Regions from separate parts of the Homo sapiens genome. Here region 2 is linked to region 1. Evidence: chromatin contacts called from ENCODE Hi-C data. All regions are on one chromosome and are shown on one strand. Each heading gives the region's core, a stretch centred on a gene start or an enhancer-like site at or near the end of the contact. The rest is flanking DNA. Distances are from core to core; before and after follow the strand shown. Region 1 holds the start of RFT1 (RFT1 glycolipid translocator homolog). Region 2 overlaps SFMBT1 (Scm like with four mbt domains 1).

Region 1 (3,885 bases), core at 57-2,556:
TAGGTAAACTTAGAATGGCTAACATTTACTAAGCACATATCACGTGCAAGGCACTCTTCAACATGCTTTCCATAGGTTATCTCATTTCATTCCTACATTGACTATTTTAAAAATACTTATTACCCTAATAAAAATAGCTACATTTATTAAGTACTTGTAGTGTGCCAGGCACTTAAGAGGCATGATTTCATCTAATCTTCCTAATGACCCTGTGAGGTTGCACTATGATTCTCATTTAAGATGAAGAAACTGATACAGAAGTCATCGGATTTATCCCGAAGGCAGGCATCTAGCAAGTGACAAGGCCCAAACTCAAGCCCCATTCTGCTTGGTTCTTTCTTCTGCCCTCCATGTGCCTCTCTAAGATAAGGGGTAGGGTAGATTCGGGACTTGTGTGAAGTAGGGTTGATTGGCTCAAGAGTGAGACAGAGAGATACTGAGCCACTTGACTTAAGAGGTTCAGCTCCTGGGGTTGAAAGAATCTTCAGATACCATTTGGACTAACTGGCCTGTATCATACCTGACAGATGACAAAAATTAGGGCCAAGAAGGGAAGTGACTTGTCCAAGATCACATAAACAGAAGATGCAGCCAACATGTATTAAATGCATACTAAGAGCCGGGTACTGTGTTAAGTACGTTTATTTGAATGATCCCAATCAATCCCTGCTTATGAGCTAAGTACGACATATTATTACCCCCATTTTACTAGTGAGGAACTCAGGCTCTGCAGGTGAAGTCACTTGTCCTGGGTCACGGAGCAATCCAAGCCTAACTCCAGATTTCTCTTCTTAGCTATGCCATATGGACTCTCGGAACTCAGTGGGACTCAAAGTTTGAGGAAGGTGTTTGATGAAGGAAATGAACCCCTTGCCTGAAAAATATCAGATTCTCGAGCACGAAATACCAGTCCCTCACCCCCGCCACCTGATCTAATTCACTCCTACTGCCATATGGGAAATAGAATGCTCAGAAGGAAAGCGGCTTGTCTGCAGTCACCCGGCCTAGACTCTAAAGGCAGGCTCCTATCTCCGGGCCAGGGTCCCCCCTCATCAATGCCACCGTCTCCGGTCGACCCCCCCACCCCCTCCATTGCGGGGTCCACCTCGGGACTGGGTCGGCCCTGGGGCAGGCTCTCAAGGGCCCAAGGGCTGCCATCCCGCGAATCCCGGCTGCAGTACAAGCTGGAACCTGAAGGGCAGAGAGTACCTGCAGGAGGAGACCGGAGGAGGCCAGCCGGGCCGCGTGGCCCAGCACCTCCTGGCTGCCCATAGCCTCCGCGCCAGGCTCAGACACCAGGAAATGCCGCCGCCACTCCGTTTAGTCGCGATAAGATGGCGTCACGGCGCGCCTCGCTGTCTGATTGATGGCCTTGAGAGAGGGGGGCGGGGCACGAGAAGTTCTGGTCCTTTAAGTGGGCCTGTCTCGGGCCGTCTGTTATGGCGCCTGGCTCTTTCTATTTCGGTAGGTTTTGCGCTGTCTGTCGCTTGTGCGCTGTCTGTCCCTCTCTTCCCCGTATAAACGAAATAGTGTGGCGAGTACTAAGAGATACCGTTAAAGAATCCAAAGTTCCTTCTCTGAGGCTTTCAGCCACCAACCAAGAAGCACTAACTTTCCTGGCCTCATCTGCCAAAAGGGGAACAAACTTCTCACTGGCCCGTTAAGAAGATTCTCACCATTGACCTTTGCTTACAGAATCACAGCCACAGACCCTCTGAATTAGGCTGGACAGGAATTGTCCTCATTTAACAGAGAAAGAACTGAGGACCAGAAGTTAGATATAGCACTGTTATGTGTATGGTTTTGTGAAATCCTTCCGAAAGCTCTGAGAATTGGCCCCTGTGGTTAGAGATGAGTAAAGCCTTGGAGATGGGAAGTGACTTGTTCGAATCTACACAACTTGTTTCCTGACTAAGTGGATACCAGGCTCCTGATCCTAAACTTATCACTCTTGCCTGTATGCTAGAAATTGTGAGGGCAGAGTGGAAGAAGGACTGGAAGTGCTTTGTAAAAAAATGTAAAGCGCCCAACATACACAATCAGCTGCTGTTCTGTCAGTGTTCTTATTATCTACCAAGCAGGCTGTAGGAAGCCCAGTCTTTCCCCAATCTCTTTCAGTCCTCACATGATTTGGCCCCAACCTATCTTCTACTACCTTTCACACGATCATTGCCCTTCCCAACACTATCTAGGCCATAGCCATTCCGAGTCCTTACTGGTCCTCAAACAGGCGGTGACTCACTGGCCTTTGCTCCTCCACCCTCTTTGTCCAAAGTGTCTTCCCTGACAGCACCCCTTGCCCTCCTAGACCACACTGTCCTGACTTTCCTGGCCAACCACAGCTGGTACCTGCTGTGGACTAAATGTTTGTGTACCCTCAAAATTCATATGTTGAAGCCTAATCCCCAGTGTGATAGTATTAGGAGGTAAGGCCTTTGGGAAGTAATTAGGTCCTGAAAGTGGAGCCGTCATAATGGGATTCATGTCCTTATAAAAAGAGATGTCAGAAAAATGATCTCTGTGTTTACTATTTGAGGATACAGCAAGAATGTAGCTGTCTGCAACCACGAAGAAGGCTTTGTAAAATGTAAGGCGCCCAACATACACTTAACAGGAACCAAACTGGCTAGCACCTTGATCTTGGGCTTCCAGCCTCCAGAGCTGTGAGAGAAATTTCTGTTTTTGACTTACCCAGTCTATGGTATTTTGTTACAGCAGCCCAAGCAAATCAAGACAGTACCCCTAAAATACTCTGTACCCCTTTATAGTTCCTAATGCAATCTGCATTATAGCAGAAAGACTAGAATATGTGTCTCTATATAATCAGCCCATGAGCTCCAAGAGGGCAGAAGTGCAGCCTGCCTGGTTTTGCTTCCTGAAGTAGCGGTACAGAACATTCTTAGGGCTCCTATAAATGTCTCCTGACACATGACTGCTGCTACTGCTGCTGGAAACAGACTGTGGAACTCAAAGCCTATCACTCCCATCTTCCCAGGTGAAATGAGCTCTGTCTTAGTGTGGAGGCCCAGAATGTGAGCTTTTCTTTTTCTTTTCTTTTCTTTTCTTTTCTTTTCTTTTTTTTTTTTGAGACAGGGTCTCGCTCTGTCTCCCAGGCTAGGGTGCAGTGGTACAGTCTTGGTTCACTGCCGCTTCCACCTCCTGGCCTCAGGTAATCCTCCCACCTCAGCCTTCCGATTAGCTGGGACTACAGGCGTGCAGCACCAGACCTGGCTGATTTTTTCTGTGATTTTTGTAGAGATGGGTTTTTCCCACGTTGCTCAGGCTGGTCTCCAACTCCTGGACTCAAGTGATCCGCCCACCTCAGCTTCTCAAAGTGCCGAGATTACAGGCATGAGCCACCGCACTGCACCCTGCCCAAGAATGTGAGCTTTTGTCTGTCAGAGAGAACTGACCTTGAATCCTCATTCTGCCACTCACTGACTGGGTGACCTCAGTATGCTCAGCTACTAAATAGGGATATTATCTGTCCTGTAAAAATAGTCATAAGGATTGTTTCAGGCAAGTCTGGCCCTCAGAGAGCTTAAATTCTAGTGAAAGGGAAACTGAAAAAAACTCTAACAAACAAATAAAATTTCACATAGGGCTAAGTGCTACGAAAGAATGAAACCAGGTAAGATCCTAGAGGCTTTGGAAGAGAGAGAGGGGTGCTGTTTTAGGATGAGTGAGTTGGGCACCCACCTGGGGAGGAGTGTACTTGGAGAATAGAGAAAGTGCTGGAGGGTCCAGGTATTTGGCATAATGGCTGAGATGCTAAAGACCTTGACCTGGGCAGCCTTCCCACCCCCCTGGACTGTGGGCCAGCAGGTGAGACAGCCTCCCACTTCCTTTATTCCCAGCCAAGCAGTCTCCTCCTCTACAGCTCAT
Region 2 (4,210 bases), core at 145-2,644, 110 kb before region 1:
CTAGACTTATATAACCACTAAGAAAAATAGGAACGAATGAGATCCTCCTTTTGTTGAGGATCTACTATGCTACTATGCTGAGTACTTTATATACAGTATACAAATATACAGTAATTCTGCAAAGTACATTATTACTAGTCCCATCTTAAAGAAAATGAAACTAAGGCTAAGAAACACACCCAAGCTGTTAGAAGATAAAGATGGGATCCATGCCTGTCTAATCTAGTGCCCATAATATTTCTGCACACCATACTACTTTAGGTAAGAATGTGATCTCTGGATAAAACAGGAAATATTTTCATTTTGAGGATGTTGCAGTCACTTTACTCTCCAGGTCCACTAGTATAGTGACACTTATTTTTTATTTGGCAGTTCTTTTATTAATTCACTCAACAGGTATTTCTTGAATTCCTACTACCTGCTAGGTACTGTTCCAGGATCCAGGGATGAAATAGTGAGCAAAACAAAATCCCTACCCTCTTGGGGGTTTATAGGCTAATCAGATCAGAAGTGTAGTCTCCCATGTCTATTCTACATTAAGTCTTACACAGTTAGTAAAGGAAACCTTCCTCCAACAGAAGAGTGACAGGACTGCAACATGAAGCACTCTCATGGAACAAGAAGGAACTTAAAGAGCAACTTGGAGAAATACCAGTACTCATATGAAACAACCCCACGAAATAAAGCATCCCATGCCTCTTCCCTTCTCCTGCAGCTTATACCTTCACTCTTCAAAAAAAGCAATATAATTACCTTAACAAAATGAGCATGACTTCTTGTAAACATCTATATACACCTTGTGCTGTTTCTAAACTCTTTTCCTTCTCTATTTAAAAAAGATGCTTTTCAGTGTGTGGCAAGTAACAATAAACTGCTTTTTCATTTCTTTAATACGAACTGGAAGTCTATGCATACTTAGAAAATTGCATACTTAGAAAATTGAAGAATAGGCTGGGCACGGTGGCTCACGCCTGTAATCCCAGCACTTTGAGAAGCCGAGGCGGGTGGATCATGAGGTCAGGAGATCGAGACTATCCTGGCTAACACGGTGAACCCCTGACTCTACTAAAAATACAAAAATTACCTGGGCATGGTGGCACGGGCTTGTAGTCCCAGCTACTTGGGAGGCTGAGGCAGGAGAATCACTTGAACCAGGGGAGGTGGAGGTTGCAGTGAGCCGAGATCGCATCACTGCACTCCAGCCTGGGCGACAGAGCAAGACTCCATCTCGAAAACAAAACAAAAAGAAAAAAAAGAAAAAGAAAATTGAAGAATGCAAGAAGCAGGCAAGAAAAAAAGTTAGTTCTGCAGTACAATATGAAGGCCAAGAACTTCCTTTATTTTCCCACCACCTGCCTGGATCTGTTTTCATCCTTCAGAGAAAGGAAAATCCCTTCCCTGAAGCTCTAGACACCACCCTGTTCCCATATTTACTCTGTAACCTAGAACCTTCAGTTAGACCCCATGTTCTACACCCCTATCTACCATAACAGTCCCATAAGATCAGCACACAAACAGGCTCTCATGTTGCTATCTCAATAGTAAAAGAAAACCCCTTTGTGCCCTCCAAGCACTTCTCCATTTCTCTGCTTCCTCCTCACAGCAAGCCGTCTCATCTCAGAGGCTTGCCTTCATATGGCATTTCCTCATTTCCTCCCCAGTCTGGCTACAGCCTCACCTAACTCACTGGTACTGCTCTTGTCCAGGTCACCAATGACCTTCCAATTGCTAAATCCAATGGTTTGCTCTCTTATCTTACCAGATCCCCTCCATTCTACACAGTAAACTGCCACTTCTCAGAGGATTTTCTTCTCTCAGGTACTGTGACACTACTCTCCTGGTTTTCCTTCTTCCTCTTTAGCCAATCCTGTCTCCTTTGCTGCCTCCTCCAGAATCACAAGCTCTAAAGCTTGGAATTCCTTGGGGTTTGGTGCTGTGTTCTCTTCTTTTTTTCCCATCCACACTGGAATTCTCTTCCTAGGTGATGTCATGCAAACTCATGGCTATAAATATTATCGATACTCATACCTGTAATCCCAGCATTTTGGGAGGCTGAGGTGGAAGTATTGCTTGAGCCCAGGAGCTTGAGACCAGCCTGGACAACACAGTGAGACTTCGTTTCTACAGAAAAAAATTTTTTTAATTAACTGGATGTGGTGGCCTGTATCTGTAGCCCCAGCTACTGGGGAGGCTGAGGTGGGAGGATCACGTGAGTCCAGAAGGTCCAGAGGGCTGCAGTGAGCTATGATTGTATCACTGCACTCCAGCCTGGGCAACAGAGAAAGACCTTGTCTCAAAAAACAAACAAAAAAAAGCACACGCATGTGCATGTGTGTGTGTGAAATCAATGATTAAGAGGACTCAGTCACTGGTGTGTGTGTGTGTGGGGGGGGTATATGTGTGAAATCAATGATTAGGACTCACTCACTGAGCTCCAGACTCACATATCCAACTACTCATTTGGAATTTCCATTTTAATGTTACATGGGCAACCAAAACTTTTTCCTTCTCAACCCAACTCTCCCCAGGTTTCCCCATCTCAATATTACAGGACCAACCTAGTCAAAAACTTAGAAACCACTGTTGATGGCTTCCTCATCCTCACCCTGTCCATGAGCAAGTCCTATTGAGTCTAGCCACCATGAATTTTGAAATCAAACACTTCTCTCCATTTTTCACTGTCATCATCCTAGTCCATGCCACCTAGACTATTGCAGCGACCTCCAAACTGTCTCCCTTTCCGCATTTGGAAGTCCATTCTCCATAGAGCATACAGGCATTTTTTAAAACACAAAGCAAATCATGACACAAACCTACTTAAAACCTTTCAGTAACTGACTAAATAGTAAAATCAAAACTCCTTACTGGGATATACGAGGCCCTGCAAGATCTGGTGTCCCCACTTACCACTTCGGCTTCTTTCCATTCACACTCCCACTGTTGGTTCCTAGTTCACCACAGACTCCAATCTCAGGGCCTCTGCAGGTGCTCTACCCCTCACCCAGCCTTCTCTACACGTGACTGCTTCTTGCCTTCCACAGCTTAGTCTAAAACCAGTACATAAAGATTTTTTTTTTTCTTGCCGTGGCCAGTGAGTACCAAGAAAAAAAAAAGTAGGCCGGGCGTGATGTAATCCCAGCACTTTGGGAGGCCGAGGCAGGCGGATCACCTAAGGTCAGGAGTTCAAGACCAGTCTGGCCAACATGGTGAAACCCCGTCTCTACTAAAAACACAAAAATTGGCCAGGCATGGTGGTGCATGCCTGTAATCCCAGCTACTCAGGAGGCTGAGACAGGGGAAATCGCTTGAACCTGGGAGGCGGAGGTTGCAGCGAGCCAAGATCACACCACTGCACTCCCGCCTGGGTGACAGAATGAGACTCCATCTCAAAACAAACAAACAAAGAAAAAACAAAAATAAAGAAAAAGAAAAAAAGGAAAAAAGAGACTTTTCACTCTATTGAACACATCCCCATCTTATTTTCTAATACATCAGTCAGATTTCCTGCTAGCATTTATCACAATTACTAGATTTTACTTATTTCCTTACTGGTTTATTATCTCCCTACCTTCCTGCAATACAAGCTGTTGTCTTTTTTGGGTAGTATATTAAAGCCGATACATGTTTGTAGAATGAATGGCAGAAAAACAAGTCGAGGATGGAAGAAGGAGGGAGAAGGGGAAACCAAGAACAGAGAACACATTTCCAATCTATACCCAGGCTTCCACCCAGAGTTTTGTAATACAGGTTTTTCCATACTAAGTAAAAGTAGAGGCCGGGTACGGTGGTTCACGCCTGTCATCCCAGCACTTTGGGAGGCTTAGGCGGGCGGATCACCTGAGGTCAGGAGGTTGAGACCAGCCTGGCCAACATGGAGAAACCTTGTCTCTACTAAAAATACAAAAAATTAGCCAGGCATGGTGGTGCGTCCCTGTAATCCTAGCTACATGAGAGGCCGAGGCAGGAGAATTGCTTGAACCCAGGAAGCAGAGGTTGCAGTGAGCTGAGATCGCGCCACTGCACTCCAGCCTGGGCAACAAGAGTGAGACTCCGTCTCAAAAAAAGAAAAAAGAAAGTAGAGGTCCCCTATTGGCTACGTTGAGCCTAACAGTGATATATAATAAACTTAATCTATTCGTAAAGGACATCTCTAACAACAATCTTTTTTACACTCAGTACATTTCTAACGAAAGACCAAATTCAATTATCA

Evidence for each region. Hi-C counts contacts between places; a loop is a spot of excess contacts on that map. Pooled maps may share reads with other maps.
Region 2: a loop to region 1 is called in a pooled map, with 2.2 times the contacts of the local background. The contact joins the enhancer-like site here to the promoter of RFT1 in region 1. A Hi-C loop is called at or near these places in 1 of 50 pooled maps.

What each region holds. Positions count from the first base shown.
Region 1 is chr3:53,129,129-53,133,013 of GRCh38, forward strand. RFT1 (RFT1 glycolipid translocator homolog) reads right to left here and starts at 1,307. Exons shown (of 13, transcript NM_052859.4): 1 at 1,210-1,307. The coding sequence starts at 1,272. RefSeq lists enhancers at 1,163-1,352, 1,363-1,412, 1,453-1,652, 1,663-1,712.
Region 2 is chr3:53,017,002-53,021,211 of GRCh38, forward strand. All of the region lies in intron 1 of SFMBT1 (Scm like with four mbt domains 1), which reads right to left. Among named protein-coding and RNA genes, the nearest start is that of SFMBT1, 27 kb to the right of the region's middle. RefSeq lists an enhancer at 1,540-1,589. Within about 2 kb of position 1,395, at least 4 of the 41 ENCODE cell types and tissues checked have a DNase peak (open chromatin) inside an H3K27ac peak, as active enhancers do.